Linked DNA regions of Homo sapiens: region 2 is linked to region 1. Evidence: chromatin loops called from intact Hi-C (ENCODE). Cell type or tissue: PC-3. All regions are shown on one strand. Each heading gives the region's core, and the rest is flanking DNA. Links, peaks and the distances in the headings are about the cores only. Region 1 has its middle 55 kb from the start of CDCA7L. Region 2 overlaps CDCA7L (cell division cycle associated 7 like).

Evidence for each region. Hi-C counts contacts between places; a loop is a spot of excess contacts. Peaks named below come from ENCODE experiments on the same cell type or tissue, not always from the same donor. Only the 100,000 strongest peaks of a DNase experiment are listed, where the experiment ranks them.
Region 2: it touches region 1 in a loop (7-fold over the local background); 8 of 110 quality-filtered maps call a loop at or near these places.

Annotation. Positions count from the first base shown.
Region 1 is chr7:21,997,200-22,005,533 of GRCh38, forward strand. No RefSeq gene overlaps it. Among named protein-coding and RNA genes, the nearest start is that of CDCA7L, 55 kb to the left of the region's middle. In PC-3, for the core only: a CTCF peak has its summit at 4,399 (motif pointing left); a DNase peak (open chromatin) is centred at 4,342; H3K4me3 peaks cover 384 bases; H3K27me3 peaks cover 2,339 bases.
Region 2 is chr7:21,907,860-21,916,193 of GRCh38, forward strand. It overlaps CDCA7L (cell division cycle associated 7 like), which reads right to left. Exons shown (of 10, transcript NM_018719.5): 3 at 3,758-3,895; 4 at 271-648. Among named protein-coding and RNA genes, the nearest start is that of CDCA7L, 34 kb to the right of the region's middle. In PC-3, for the core only: no CTCF peak of the experiment used is centred there; a DNase peak (open chromatin) is centred at 3,852; H3K27ac peaks cover 1,168 bases.

The DNA of each region.
Region 1 (8,334 bases), core at 141-8,140:
GCCTCAGCCTCCCAAGTAGCTGGGACTCTGTGTAACATTTCGAGGAGCTGTCAGTCTGTTTACTACAGCTGTACTTACCTTTTGACCCAGTAATCCTGCTTTTAAAAATCTACCTTGAAGATACACGTCTAACATTTTAAAAATTATATGTATCAGCTATTTGTTACAGTAGTGTTTATAATTGAAAAATTTGGGAAACAATGTAAATGTCTGTCTATAGGAATGTGGGTTGAACAAACTATGATAAAGCCACACAATGAAATACTACACAGCTATCAAAGATAAAGAGGAAGATCTCTGTGAACAGATAGAGCACTTTCCAGGATATATTGTTACGTGTAAAAGGCAAAGTTTATAAGCCTTTCTATTATATGCTACCTTTTAGGTAAGAAAAGAGATATAAGAAAATATAACTGTATCTGCTTTTTTGTGCAAAAGAAATATAGGAATTATAAACCATAAATTAAAGACATTGGTTATCTACAAAGAATGGCAGGGAACCAGGTAGAAAGGATGAGAGAATGGGAACAGGCTAGCAAGAACGAGGAGGAAGTAACCTTTCTCTGAGCATAGACTTTTTATAACTTTGATTTTAGAATCATAGCAAAATTTCCCATACCTTAGAAAAACCTAAGTAAATTTGAAAAACATAATTTTGACTTGATAGTGGAAGGCTAACGTCTAAAGAAACAGTGTAAAATTATTGTAATGTAGTTAGTAAATTTGTTTTCCAACAAGGATACTAGAATTATATACCAGATCAGATAAAGAGTCAAGTTTCTCACTGTTGGAGAAAGATGTTATACATAAGGAAAGGGGCAAGGCAAAAATGAACCCGTGGAATTTATTCGAGTTACAGATCTCAGTATAAACCCACATTTATATACATACATATATATACATATGTATATATATACACACACATACATACATATGTGTGTGTGGGCGGTTGAGTAGATGATAGATAGGCAGGCAGACAGACACACGCATATACAGATGTGTGTGCCTGCATGAGTTAGTATACGTACACACAGTTCCTTGCTCTGCTGGAAGGTCCTAGAAACAATGACTCTCTAGTAGCAATGAATACATTTAGTGCTTAGATCTTAGTTTCTAAATATCACTCTTGAATAAAAGGAACCATGCTCCTTGGAGAAGTTGGTGACTCCAGGACTGGGGCAGGCAAAATATAAAATGAGCCTGGAGGCCTGGCACAGTGTGGCTCATGCTTGTAATTGCCTCATTTTGGGAGGCCGAGGCGGGTGGATCACCTGAGGTCAGGAGTTTGAGACCAGCCTGACCAATATGGTGAAACCCCGTTTCTACTAAAAATACAAAACTTAGCTGGGCATGGTGGTGGGTGCCTGTAATCCCAGCTACCTGGGAGGATGAGGCAGGAGAATTGCTTGAACCTGGGAGGCGGAGGTTGCAGTGAGGTGACATTGTGCCACTGCACTCCAGCCTGGGTGACAGAGCAAGACTTCGTCTCAGAAAAAAAAAAAAAAAAAAAAAGAGCCTGGAACATCATGTGCCAGAATACAAGGAAGTAGCCACAAAGGATGGAGCCATGTCAGAAGAACACAGAGCCCACCTGAAGGAGCTCCCAATGGCCAAAGCTGGAGTAATTTTGAGCAATCAAGAAAGGGTAATAGCATTGGATTATAAGCCATAGACGGAAGTAAATATCCATGAGTCCACAGTGATGTAACGTAGTAAATAAATGGGAGAGAAGGGACACATCTTCGTTACAGAACCTATTAATACATGCAGAGGGAAAAGAGGAAATGGGGGGAAACCCCACAGTAAAAATGGTTGTAGGCATCAAAGGATGCTAAAATTAGTGGCTATAAGTTTAAGGAGAAACAAGATATTTGCATAAAGTATCTTCCCAGATACATTTATTAACCAATTACTAACGGGAAAATAGTCATTTTACTTTGGAAAAACTGGTAGTCACCTCCTTGACCGGGAATGAAGGTTCATATCTGTAGAAAGAGACATAGGACGTCATTTGATGCACAGAGAAGGGCGCAATCTGATTTCCATGGCATTCCTGCGAAAAATGCTTGACCTCCTTTATCCATGAGAAAATATCAGATAAACCCAAATTGAAGCACATTCTATGAAATAACCGATTCGTAGTCTTCAAAAGTGACAAGGTCAGGAAAGGCAAGAAAAACCTGAGAAATTGTTATAGACTAGAGGGGACTAAGGAGTCATGACAACTAATTGCCACGCAGGGTCCTAGGCTGAGCCTTGAACAGAAAAAGGATGTTAATAGGAATTCAAAAAAGGTTAGTAGATTCAGTTCACAGTATTGTAGCTGTGTTCAAAATCTTTTTTTTTTTTTTTTTTTTTTTTGGAGACCGAGTCTCACTCTGTCGCCCAGGCTGGAGTTCAGTGGCGCAATCCCAGCTCACTGCAACCTCCACCTCCTGGCTTCAAGCGATTCTCCTTCCTCAGCCTCCCGAGTAGCTGGGATTACAGGCACACATCACCACGCCCAGAAAATTTTGTATGTTTAGTAGAGACGGAGTTTCACCATGTTAGCCAGGCTGATCTCGAACTCCCAATCTCTGGTTATCGGCCCGCCTCGGCCTCCCAAATGCTGGGATTATAGGCATGAGCCACTGCACCCAGCCTTAATTTCTTTACATAACTTACTGTGGTTATGTAAGATTATGTTATGGCCATGTATTAGAAGAAACTGAATGAAGGGTATATAGAAACTCTTTGTACAATTTTGCAACTTTTCAGTATGTTTAAAATTATTTCAAAAGAAAAATTTAAAAACGAAACCCATGTTGGGCCTAAGTTTTCTTGTCTGTACAACGAGTATGTTGAGTCATATGATGTGTAAGATCCATTTGGGGCATGAGATCATGAGTCCCCAGTCGCCCTCCTGGGCAAACATCATCCCTCCACCATCAATGCATGTGCTTAAGCAATAACCGTCATCTTCTTTACTAAAACAGGATTTTGTGGCCAGGCATGGTGTCTCATGCCTGTAATCCCAACACTTTGGGAGGCTAAGGCAAGAGGATCGCTCGAGCTCAGGAGGTTGAAGCTGCAGTGAGCTATGATTATGTCACTGCACTCCAGCCTGGGCGACAGAGTAAGACCCTATTTAAAACAAAACGAAACAAAAAACAACAGTATTTTGTTTCTGGTGAAGACAGCACTCTAGTATACATATATCACTTTAAGGTAGTTGCTGATGTCCACACTTCTTTAAGAAATGACATAGGGCCAGGCACGGTGGCTCACGCCTGTAATCCCAGCACTTTGGGAGGCCGAGGCGGGTGGATCACCTGAAGACAGGAGTTCAAGACCAGCCTGGCCAACATGACGAAACCCTGTCTCTACTAAAAATAACAGAAATTAGCCAGGCATGGTGGCCCCCGCCTGTAGTTCCAGCTACTCGGGAGGCTGAGGCAGGAGAATGGCTTGAACCTGGGAGGCAGAGGTTGCAGTGAGCCGAGATCGCACCACTGCACTCCAGCCTAGGTGACAGAGCGAGACTCTATCTCAAAAAAAAAAAAAAAAAAAAAAAGAAAGAAAGAAAGAAAGAAAAGAAAAGACACAGATCCCACCTCAAGGCTGGCAAAATTATCTTGCCTCAGTTTAAGGCAATGTTGGAAGATTGAATAAAAGCAGAAATTAATCGTGGGATAGTTTAATCCATCAATGTGATCCTATGGCAATACTGATTTTAGTATGAATCGCCACCATTTATTGGGGATCCATGCTGTGCAGGGCATGTCAGCAAGCTGTGTGTATGTAAACAGCTAATCCCTAGAGACACACATCTGGAACTTGCTGCTAGCTCCATTTGTCCCAGATGAGGAACCTGGGGCTTGGAGAAATCAGGGAATCAGCCCAGGGGGTGAGTGGAAAACCCAAGATGAGAACCCTTTAGGGTACAAAGCATCTGATCTTTCCACCACCCAGTTGTACTTTTTCAGATATAAAACAAAGGAAAACATTTAACAAAAAAGGGTGTCAATCCCTCACTTCGTACCTTTACCTCAGAGTAGTAATATAGGAAAAGAAATAAAAATACAGCTAAGGTTTCTGAGACCCTCTTTCTTTAAACCAAAGAGTTGTTAAACTTGGTGGTGGGCGGGGAGAGAGAGGGTTAACCCTCTCTGTTAATATCGTGGATAAAAACATCCGGCCTGAGAATTACCAAATACATACGTATTTAAATAGATAAAATAACTTTCCCATTAACACCATCCACATTGTACTACGGAAGAAAATACCGTTTTTATTATTCACCTCATTCCGGTGATTTGTCCATTGAGGGAGGGAGGGCTCTTCTAGAAAGACAGCAAAAATCTTTCTCTAGTCCTTCAGCCTCAATTGATTGGCTGTTTTTGTACAACCCTGCCATCTACTGGAGTAACTCAGAATTACAGGACACTCTAGAAATTTTCATATGGGCTAAAAATGTTAACATCTCAATTCTCAGTTAGTGATATGAACAGCCCTATTTTATTAATTAATATGTTATCATAGGGCAAGACATGGTCAATTCCTGGGTATGCACTGAAACCACATACCACATACCAGCCTACAAATGTTGCTGAAGGGTTTCATACCAGAGCAAATAGAAACAGACAAGCATCTATCAGTCCAAGTTTCTTTTTCTTTTGAAATAGAAAAAAAGGATCGCAAAGAATCTGCCCTTTGTAGAAGGATAAAAACATTTAGGGAAGCGGCAAAAGGAAAACATAATCACTGTAATTCTCCTGCTAAAATATAGCTATGCTTTGAAATTTCTTTGTGTTTTAATTATTTACAATGATGGAATCATATTACGCTTATTGTACTGTAAATGGATTTTTCTATTTAGTAACAGACATAATCATCATTGTTCCAAATGCTTTAGTCCTCACAGCTTAGGTCAATGTACATCACTATTTCACTTCAGTTTCATGTGGACAGTAGGGTCTCTACTTTTGTCTCTTTTGGGTGTTTATCCATTCAATCAACCCCCAGATACCTTCTATTAATAAAGCGGCAACGGAACAAGAAGCTCAATATTTTCCAACCTGCTAGGTTCCCCATCTTTCTAACTGTCCCTCACATGGAAGAGGGGGAGTGGGGTGGAGGCGAAGTTGAATCACAGAACAGAAAATAAATTAAAAGACCAGTTTCAAGAGGCATCTCTGCCCCCAAACCGCCAGTTCTTAGGGGTGCCTTAAATATTTGGACTCTGTAGTGACTAAACTGGAAAACACTAATCCCCATTTTAAGAGGAACAGGGAGATCACTGGAGTTATTTTCAATGCCTCTGCTTTTCACAGAAAACAATAATGTAAGCCATAAGCCATTAAATGATTGCCTCCAAAACTATTCTAAATTCTAAAAAGAGCAATACCATTACTAATTAAGTGTTATTAAAGGCAAGAATACTCAACATATGGGCTCAGTTTGTTAGCAGTGCTTTTTCTCTTCATGTACTTGCTTAACCCGGGAATAGTTTGTATGTGCCTATTTTGCAGAACCTGGAAGACAATTTTATTCTTAAAAGGATGCTAAAGGTTTATAGTTGTTTAATATCTTCTCCTTTGACACATTTTGGGTCATATTAATGATTTGCTTGATTCTGAGGCCTTGTTCAGGAATATAACCTGCAATTAGAACATCATTCCTATGGGAAAATATGCAACACTTGGCAATGATTTACCTCACAATGTGGTTTCCAGGAGACCATTATGGAAACAAAAAGCAGTATGTCTGTACTTGACTTTGTAATCCTGTGAGGACAAGCATGATCCTTCACATTACAGAAGGGAGATGAAGTCTCAGAGCTGGAGCGACTTTGCCTCATAAAAAGCAGAGTAGAGGCTGGCATCTCAGTCTTCCTTCCACAGTGCATTTTTCTGAAGTTATATTCTTGGCTTGGTCAAGGGTATGGACCTGGTGTCTGGGTTTGAGTCTAGGCTCTGTAATTTACTAACTATGCACAGGGCACGTTGCTAATCTCTCTTTATTCAATATCCTCGCCTGTAAAATGGGATGATGATCATCATGGCACATTATCTCATAGAGTTCTTAGGATGCTGAACAGATTAATAAAGCACTGGAGACAGTGCCTGGCAGATTTAAAAAAAAATCTTCAATAAATGTTTGCTACCGTTATCTACATGGCCAATGAAATTGTATGCTATTTATTGTAAGTTTCCCAAAACATCAGCAAAGGTATTAACACAATTTAGATGACACTAACAAAATCAGCTATTTCCATTTGATAGGTGCCTACTATATGCCAGACACATTACACACTTTATTTGTTGTTTTATCCCCATTTTAGAGATGGCAAATGGGAATCTCAGAGCAATTAATTAATTTTCCCAGGGTCGCACAGCCACCAAGCAGTAAAGCCCGACCTAAAATGCAGACTCCTCCATTGCTAAAGCCTGTGGGCATTCCATGCACTAAGCTAGATGACAAAACTATGTTAACCTTTTTGCATTACTTATCTGATGTGGCCTGCCAACAATTTCTTTTTAAACTACAATTTATTTTATTTATTTAATTAATTTTTTTTTTTTTTTTGAGACAGAGTGTCTCTCTGTCGTCCAGGCTGGAGTGCAGTGACATAATCTCAGCTCACTGCAACCTCCACCTCCCGGGTTGAAGCGATTCTCCTCCCTCAGCCTCCCGAGTAGCCAGGACTACAGGCACCCACCACCATGTCCTGCTAATTTTTGTATTTTTCGTAGAAATGGGGTTTCACCATGTTGGTCAGGCTGGTCTTGAACGCCTGACCTCAGGCGATCCTCTCACTTCAGCCTACCAAAATGCTGGGATTACAGGCGTGAGCCACTGCGCAGGGCCTACGACTCATTTTGAAATTTTTTGCTTTCTGAGTGTTTGCATAGACCCGGCATTGTGGCAGGGCCTGGAGAGCCAGTGGGGAACAAGACACAGTCCTGTGCTTCAGTTGTTCACAGGCTGGTGGAGAGAGTTAGACCACTAATTGGAAAATGGAATGGGTTCCTAAGTAAGCGTGGAATAAAATGTTATAGGAATATGTTTTTTAGAAGGAGCATTAGCCCAGCCTTGCAGGGTGGAAGGTGGGGTGCTGTGGGGGCATCAAAAATACCTCCTGGGGGAATTGATGAATGAACTAGGACTGTACTTACCCCACTGGGTTTTAAATAGCCCCAGTTAGCACATGCTTATTACCTGATTGGCCTGTGGCATGCACCTAAGACATGTTATCTTATTTAATCCTCACTACAATTCTCTAGGAGTGGTGCCATGATTCTCTTTTTGCAGATGAGAAAACAGGATTTGACAGACCCAGTAAGTTGTCTAAGATCACCCAGCTAATAAGAGCTCTGCCTTGAGTTTAAACCTGATTTGTCTGACCAATATACCCAGGCCATTAACCACTACATCACAGTGCCTCCAATCTTATGTAGGTTTATTGTGTTTGATGCAGATTATCCTGAATTGTAATTTTGCCTTCCCACCTATCTATGTTTTACTTCACTTGTTTCAACAAGTGTTATTCAATAAATGCTTTTTAATAAAAAAGAAAAAAGTTCTGAACCTGAACTATTATGTTAATAGGCTAAACCTATTAGATTGTCTTTTCCTCGTCCTTACAAAGGTACACGTGTCTCTTGCAGAGTTGAACACCTATGTGGTGCAATAGATTGGTAAAGTTGAGAGAGCACCATTCAATTTTGAATTGATATGTGTGGATCTAGATCCCCAATTTTCTATCCTCAGCCCTGCTAGAAAGGTTTGAAACTTTTTGGTTGGAAGATTATACAAGGCAACATCCGGGTATGGAAAAACAGATTTAATCTTGGTCTTATTCCTTGAGAAATCTACAAAGAGGTAAATTAATGGCCTCATGACATTCTCATGTATCAAATAAATCAAAACCAACTAGATACACAGCCATCCAAAAGAGAGGATGCTGGAGCATTTAGCAAGTTCTAATTAGCTGGAAGGTAGACTGGGAGCCAAGGGAGATTAGTGAAAGGAACACTGTATCCAGGAAACTTTGCTTTGGCTACATTCCTTTATGGGCAAAATAGCGGGCAAGATCTGGTCCCTGGCTTGCTTTCTTCTGTCATCTCCTGTCATTTCTCCTTATTCTACTCCTCCCCTTCCAACCTCAAAAACCCCAACAACACACAGTTGCATTCCAGCCATGCAACTAAACATGGCTAATCCTTAAACAAGCTGTGCTCTTTCTTGCCTCCCAGTTCTTGAACTTGCATTTGCCTCCTGTTCTTTCCCTGGCATGTCCTTCCCACACATAATCTTGACCTCTGGCTTCTCATTCTTTCTTCAGGGTTAATT
Region 2 (8,334 bases), core at 107-8,106, 89 kb before region 1:
TAGCTTGGTCAACAGTAAGCAGCATTATGGCACCATGTAGGGGCTAAAAATGGTGCTGGGGAATCTCTTTCTGTTCCCAAACCAGAGCTGATCATGTAATAGTTGCTCTGGGTTCTGGAAAAGTAAAAGGATACACAATACCCAGAGTATATTTTCTTGACAGAAGCCAAAGCAACAGCAGCAGCTGTAGGAGCAAAGTGGTTCTGGGAGCCCAGCAACTGCTGCCAGAGCCTGGTGCCAACTCCCAGGACGCCCTCCGTGAAGCCTCACCATGGCTTTGTTCTCCTTGATGTTCATGGTCCTTTTCAGCAAAGCATCTGAACTCTCCTGGCTCTCATCCCGAGAGTCATCCTCAGACTCAGAGGTAGAATCTTCCCTTTGTATCACCTGTCTACAGTCTTTCTTTCTTTCAAGAATTGTTTTTTTCTCATTCTGTAAGCGTGCGCTAGAAAACAACTGCTCGGAAGAACTGTTTTTATCTGGTTTGTTGGCCAGCTTCTTGGTGGGGAACTGAAAGGCTACTCGAAGACCAATACTACTTCTTCTAGACCTGCTTCTTCTAGGGGTAGCCTTATCTTCTTCTTCATCTTCCTCTTCCTCGCTCACCAAAGATGCTTTGCCATCATCACTCAAATCTGACTCCACGACCTAATAAAATAAGAGCAAGAAAAAGCACAAAGACACTGTTACAGACCCACAAAAAAGACATGCATTTAAAACAACTGACAGCATTATGAGAAAAAACATGAAAAATGAAAAGCTTCCCCTTCATATTATGAGTTCCCTCTGAATTTCCTTTAAATGTGCAAGAAATTGGTTGATGAATAAAATCAGAGAGCAGGCAACCTACTACTGAACTGTGCACCATCATACCCGCGACAGAAATGGGTTCCATTCAGAGCATGAGGGCTGTAAGCAAAACACTGACAGGGTGGGTTCCTCCACCGTGGGACAACCAGGGAGCACCAGCAAGAGGAGAGACAGTCACAGAAAAGGAGAGACAGCAGCATGACAGATGTGATCTTCAGACAGGAAAGGACGCAACGGGGGAAAAATGCTGACTGGTCTCCTCTAAATAGCAGGAACCAGACTCCTGAATAACAGGGCGGGAGAGCTGACTGCACCTCAGGGCAGTGACCCAGGACAGGCAGATGACCTGCCACTGCGTCCTCAGTCAAGGGGCACCTTTCCCTTCTCTGGAACCCTCAGAGCCATGAGGTGAAACCAGGTCACAAAGCTCTACAGGTTGTAGCAAAACACCACTCAGTCAACTCAAGAAATCCTCACCCGACATTTTCAAATTCCACATGGCAGAGGTCTCCAGCATTCAAACATTGCTCTGTTTTACAAGTGAGAACACAGTAAATATGGAAGGCAGTAACAGGGATACATCACCTAGGTGACAGCTTGGATGTGACGGGACTCTTAGCAGTGGTACAGAGACAGGTTTAAGTATGTAAGATCTAGGACGTCTTCTGGGCATCCTTCCATGACCAGAAGCTAGAAAACTTTGGGAACCATTATCTGGGAATTCTGAAAATCTACCAAGAACACGGAATGGCACCGATACGGACCCAGGATCAGTTCAGGGACTCTGCTTCCTCCCCGGTGACGACCATCAACCCCAAACTCTCGTTGGACTAAAGTTAGAAATAAGACACAGGGAGAAAAAAAACGCAGATAACTGCCAACCCTGGTATATCCACACCAAGCCAAGTGAGGAGTAAGACTATATGGCACTGATTTATCTATTTTTTAATACCCTGAACTTCCCATATTAATAGCTTCAGAATTCAAAATGGTGTACTGCAAAGGAACCCAATTTCAGGGGACACTGTCAGGGAAGAACTTCAGTTTTGATCCATTTATCTACCATCCTCATCATCGACAGGCCTCTCTTTACCAGATGTGGAACAGCTCACTACAGAGGCCTGAAGGAAGGAAAGAACAAATGGTACACAGCAGCCCAGAATCAGACCCAAGAGAAGAGCACAAGTGTAGTACATGGATGTGGTTATTTCGCATCCGGCCAGCAGACCCCTGGAAACCAAGTTACAGCAATGTCCCATTATCAAGAAAGATAGGTTCGCCAGTTCCCACAGGGGTGGGCAGGAGGGTGGGCTGGGAGGCAACAATGCTTTTCTTCTCACTGGATTCTAAAATAAAATTTGCAAGGGCCTGTGCTGAACTGTAAGCTATATCATGATCTATGTAACTACATCACACAGTCCATAGACTTGGGGGCAGGTGGGAGGGAAGACTTCTGGGGTAATTCACTTTCTCTCACTAGAAATGCAAATGCTTCGAATAACCAGACATCACTTCACTAAAGAACAGAAAATAAGTACATTGCTAACTGATGATGCCCATTAGGGTTTTAGAAGCATCTTAATATCGTGCTGGCAAGAAGCTAGGGACTTGCTGGCCAGAACTGATGGAACTGCCACACAAACAGCTTCTGCAAAGAAAGCCAAAGGAGACCTGGGGCCTCCAGGCTGGCACAGCTCTATGTTGCTACTCATAGCAAAAAATCACTATCAAACGAAGCAGCCTACCATGCGGGCTTTTATGCTCTACATTCTCTCCTAGGACAAGTGAGGGACATGGCAGGCTAGGAGTCACGGCTTATTTATACCTCTACACAGTCTCTGCCAAAAGTTAGTCTTTAGCAGCTTCTGGCTGTGAAGAGGCGTAAACTCTACGTTCCATCTTCATACTGAAGAAGATAGTAGCATGTTTATTTTTTGCATAAATGTATGCTATTTTTAGCAGAAAACATTTCTGCACTTAAATCCGAAGGCTGTGCCTTAAAGTTACCTTCAGGTTCAAACACGAGTGGGCAGTAAACTAGCCTAACTGTGCAGGATAAAACAAACAAATAACTAACAAGTCTGTTCATAGGAAGTGCTGAGAGTAGACTTCCCTCCAGAATCCAGGCAGGCCTGGGTCATCTTTAACACTAAAAAGCATGACAAATCCAAATCCACAATGCATGGGGAACACCAAGTTTGTACCACAGCCAAATTTTTGCCAAATTAACTTCAAACCAAAAACTGTCACTTCACACACAGTAAGAAAGTATCTCAAGAAAGTTGTCATCTAAGATAAACTTTTAGATAAAAGAGGTTTAAGGAACTCTTGAGATAATTTTTTTTTTTTTTTTTTTTTTTTTTTTTTTTTTTTTTTTTGAGATGGAGTCTCGCTCTGTCACCCAGGCTGGAGTGCAGTGGCTCAATCTCAGCTCACTGCAACCTCTGCCTCCCGGCTTCAAGAAATCCTCCTGCCTCCGCCTCCCGAGTAGCTTGGATTACAGGTGCCCGCCACCACGCCCGGCTAATTTTTGTATTTTGAGGAGAGATGGGGTTTCACCATATCGGTGAGGCTGGTCTTGAACTCCTGACCTCAGGTCCACCCGCCTCGGCCTCCCAAAGTGCTGGGATTACAGGTATGAGCCACCGTGCCTGGCCAAGAGAGATAAATTCTTTGAGAAGGACAATAAAGGACGCCTGGGACACATCCCCAAAAACCCCCTAAGGCACGAGGAGAAGATGAATGGATTTTCTCTAAGAGAATAATGGACTGGTGGACCAGGGATTAGCCTTCCAGGAGCAATTTTTTTAGGTTATGTTAATTGCTTGTAAGATAAATATGTAAGAAAAATCTTTTCACTTGTGAAGTGACTGCTTACAAGTAAAACTCTTTCAGAAACAGGATTAAAAACGTTACCACCCACATCCCTTCCTGTTGTAATTATTACCATTACTTCTGGGTTAGTCTTTCCATTCAGATCACTCTGCGTAAATCCTGCAAAATCCTCAGTCTCTGAGTCAGTGTCCTCTATAAAAATTCTTCTTAGCTCTTCTGTGAAGTATTTGGAATGAAAGCGCACATCCTGCTAAATTAAAGACACACATACATCAGAGACGGAAAGTAGAATAGAGGTTACCAGGGAAGGGTAGAATGAGGAGCTACTGAACGGGTACAGAGCTTCTGATGGAGATGACGAAAATGGATGGACAACAATGTGAATGTACTTAATGCACTGAACTGTACACATCAAAAACAGCTGAAATGATATACTTCATGTTATGTGTATTTTACCACAAAAAAAAAAAAACACTGGCCGGGTACAGTGGCTCACCCTGTAATCCCAGCACTTTGGGAGACCGAGGCAGGCAGATCACTTGAACTCAGGAGTTCAAGACCAGCCTGAGCAACATAGTGAGACCTCATCTCTGCAAAAAATACAAAAATTAGCTGGGTCTGGTGGCATGTACCTGTAGTCCCAGCTACTTGGGAGGCTAAGGTGGGAGGATTACCCAACCCTGGGAGGTCGAGGCTGCAGTGAGCTGCACACCAATGCACTCCAGCCTGCGTTGCAGCCAAGATCACACCATTGCACTCCAGCCGGGTGACAGAGTGAGACCCTCTCTCAAAAAAACCCGCATACGTACACGTATATATTACATATATACACATTTTCTAAAGCTTACAAAATTCAGACCTACAAGACAGACAATTTTTAAAAATTGGGTGTAGTCTCAATCAGCTTCTAATGTGACTGGTAAGTGCTCATGGAATTCAGCTTCTCCTGCCAAAGCTGGCAACCAGACACGTCTGCTTTCACATAGAACCAAAACACATGGAAAGAAGATATGAGGAGAAAACCTGGCTCCCTCCCACGTGTTGGCTTCCCTTTCCAACAGCCTTTCAAAGCCGGAGTCTCCTCCAAGTGGGTGAGCATGCCTCCCATTCACCAACAGCGAGCTTCTCTGTAGGAAAAGGCTGGGGCCTCTCTCAGCCCCCACCGCCCACCACCAGAGAGCCTAGACTTGCTCCATGAGCAGACACCATGGGGGCCTGATGGAAAGCTCATTCAAGGTCACCCCCAGGAATTTCTCTCGTGCAGGAGGTGAGAGGTGAACAACCATGGCTAGGTGGCAAGTGAGCAGAAGGAAAGATGCAATGTGACTCTTTAAGAAAAGGCATTTTCTAATACTTTTTCTTTTGAAATAGTGCAAAGATGGAAACCCAACTCTCTTAATAGTATACTTGAAAGAAAGAGGAAATAACAAACTGCAGGCCAAAGGGAGACCCACGAGACCAGCCCCCTGCAAGCCCGCCACACCTCATCAAGACTAGAGTCTGTCCCCAGTTTCCTCTGACGTCTCTTCCCCCCATCTCTGATATAGCAATGACCCCTTGTAACACCACACTTGGCGGGGAATCTGTATCTACCCCACTGCGTTTCCCCGCCTTTAATTATATACTTCTTTGAGCTCATATATCTCTGGGGAAAGATAGATATAATAGACAAGTGGAAAAACTTACAGGGGCACACAGAAAGAAATGCCTACATCTAGCATTCTGTAAGCTTAAAAATGTCTCCTATGAATTATTATGGGTAATTGGAGTGAGTTTGCTCAGAGCTGAATTACTTTGTTCCTTTGTTGATAGCTGTAGTGCAGCTGCTTGAGAAAAAAAATTGCACACACAAAAGGGAAGTTTCTTTAAAGTGAAATTCAAATCGTGTTTAAGGGAGACCAGAGTTAGCATACACATACTGTGTGCAAGTTCATGCAGCTTCTCTCTATTGGTTAAAATGGATCATGAGCCTGTGGGGTCGGGGTAGAGAAGCAGCCAGGGCTTGATTATTAAGGAAGAATGGTACACAGCTGCTGCTAAGGAAACCCACCATGCACCTGAGGCCTCTCAGTGCAAGAAACATCTGGCTCACAGAGCCTTGGGCCAGCCCCTGCAGGCTAATTTAGAGTGGTATTTCTGTGTGCAAATTTCATCAACTACCTAAAGCCCCTGCCTAGGGCCTGAAGGGAACAGGGCAAGCCTTGAAGCTATGAGTTCCCATCTTCCAGTTTTTCTGGCTATTTTGATCCTGTGTGCTGGCCTCCCAGGGCAATGGGCATCTTGGGAGAGATTACCATCTTTGATGGTCAGTCCTGATAGAGAAAAACAACTTACCATTGTCCTGAACTGAGGCCTGTGCTTTAGTTTCCTTACTCCAAAGTGTGTAAGTACTGTTTTCCATGTGGGTCTGTATGATGCCAATCTCCACTCCACACTGCTCCACTGCATTCTGAGTTAGAAACCCTGGCACTGCTGATTGCTCTCTGGCACTGGTTCATTCATCTTCAAAATCAATACTGGGTGCTATGCTATAGGCCTTGGTCATCTACCATGATCAGGACCATAAGCAAATAACACATCAGAGGAGAAGCTAACATAGGTGGATAAACTTATTTTGAAGTCCATGTGACATGGAAGAAACAGACCAGAGAGCAATGGCCTGTTGAACCAGACAGCCAGACAAGCACCCCATTTCAACTGCACCCAGCAAACAACACCCCCCGTGCTCACTGTATACAGTCAGGTGGGGTGTTGGATGCTTGAAATCAGAGGAAAGGAACAATACATGAGGACGAAAAGTCAGAGCCAGGGAAGCTAGAAAGCACCATTCAAGTATGAGGTCTCCCCTTCTTAAGGAGTTTATAATCTAACAGGGAGGCAGACAGGTCCACGAATAACCCTGGTGAGGGTCAGTGCTCTAAGGGATACAAAGCAATATGGCACACGGAGGGAAAGAAAATCCAGTAAGACTTCATGGAAGAAGTAGCATAACTGGATGTGAGCCACGGTAGAGGCTAGAAAAATGGTGAGAGCACAGATAGGCAGGAACAGCATGGACCAGTGGGCAGAAAGGGCAGAACAGTGGATAATGAGAGTGTCAGTTCAGTTCCTGTGCCCTGCAGCATAGCAGGTAGGAAAGAGACCCGGCGGGGTAAGAGGCTGAGAAGTGGTGGCCCTGGATTTGGAACATCCCAGCTTGGTACTTCCCAGATGTGGGGCCTTGGGCAAGTCATTACACCTTCCTGAACGTCAGTTTCATCACTTGCAAAACTGCAGCTTCCCAGGGAGGTCTGTGGATTAAATGCAGTATCTGTATGAAAAGCAGTTGGCACACTGTCCTCCCTGGGGAGAACACACCTGACTACAAAAGGAGTCATCATAGCAGCAGAAGCAGCTGTTCTGTTTCTTAATGCCCGGTGCCTGCCAGGCTCTGTGCTCGGCCCTTTAGACATGTTCTGCCTTGCTCAAATGCTCCTCAAGGTGGATCCAACAGGCTCTGCTCTCCCCACCGCCTGACTGTGCTCAGATGGAGGGCTAAGGGAGGAGCTGACCGGAGGTCAATCCTATAACAGATCCTAGTAGGAAGGGATGAGCATTCGGGTAAGAGCTACGAGGGCTACGGCAGCTGCAGAGGGAAGGGAAGGATGGACACCAGGAACACAGCAGAAGTTTCATCAACTCCTGGACGGGAGTCAAGGAGATGGAAGAGGGGAGGGAAGGCCAAGAACAAAAGATGGAAATCAAGATGGGGAAAGGGGGAAGCCAGAAAGACAACCAAGGGAAGGAGAAGTGAGTTTCAGATCTCCCTTAGCAACCAGGACCAGTCCAACTGGTAGTCAGAAACCACCTGGGGCTGGAGAGAGAAGACAAGCTCCACAAAAGAATACAGTAACAGCTCAAAGCAGGACAACAGACAAGATTCACTAAGTGAGAAGACTGAAGACAAACCCTTAGAGAACATCTGCATTTAGGGACACGAACAGGGAAAACAAGTGACAGTAACAAAAAGCAGGCCAGGTACAGTGGCTCACGCCTCTAATTCCAGCACTTTCGGAGGCCAAGGCGGGCAGATCACCTGAGGTCGGGAGTTTGAGACCAGCCTGGCCAATATGGCAAAACCCCATCACTACTAAAAAAAAAAAAAAAAAAAAAAAACACACACACACACACAAATTAGCCAGGCGTGGTGGTGGGAGCCTGTAATCCCAGCTACTCGGGAGGCTGAGGCTGGGAAAATTGCTTGAACCCGGGAGGCAGAAGTTGCAGTGAGCCAAGATCATGCCACTGCACTCCAGCCTGGGTGACACAATGATACTCCATCTTGGAAAGAAAGAAAATAATAATAACAAAGAGCAAAAGGTGTAACAGAGAGGAAGAAACCCAGGTGGTTAGAAGGAGGTCTACTGGTGGGGTCAACTGCTGTGGAGATGCCAAATGAGATGAGGACGACAGAGACCAGGGAGCCTCCAGAGATCTCAGAAAGCACAGCTCCCACCAGGCCAGAACTTACAGTGGCCCACGTAATTAAGCAGGCACTTCACTTACATATAATTAACTGCTTCCCTTCCTGGACTTGCCCAGTGGAAGCAAAGTGGGTTTAATTTGCTGCCTTTTTGGAGAGGCCATGGTCAAGGCAGAATGAGGAATTTTGAGTGCCACAATTAACTCAGAAGAAAATGCCACTGAAGG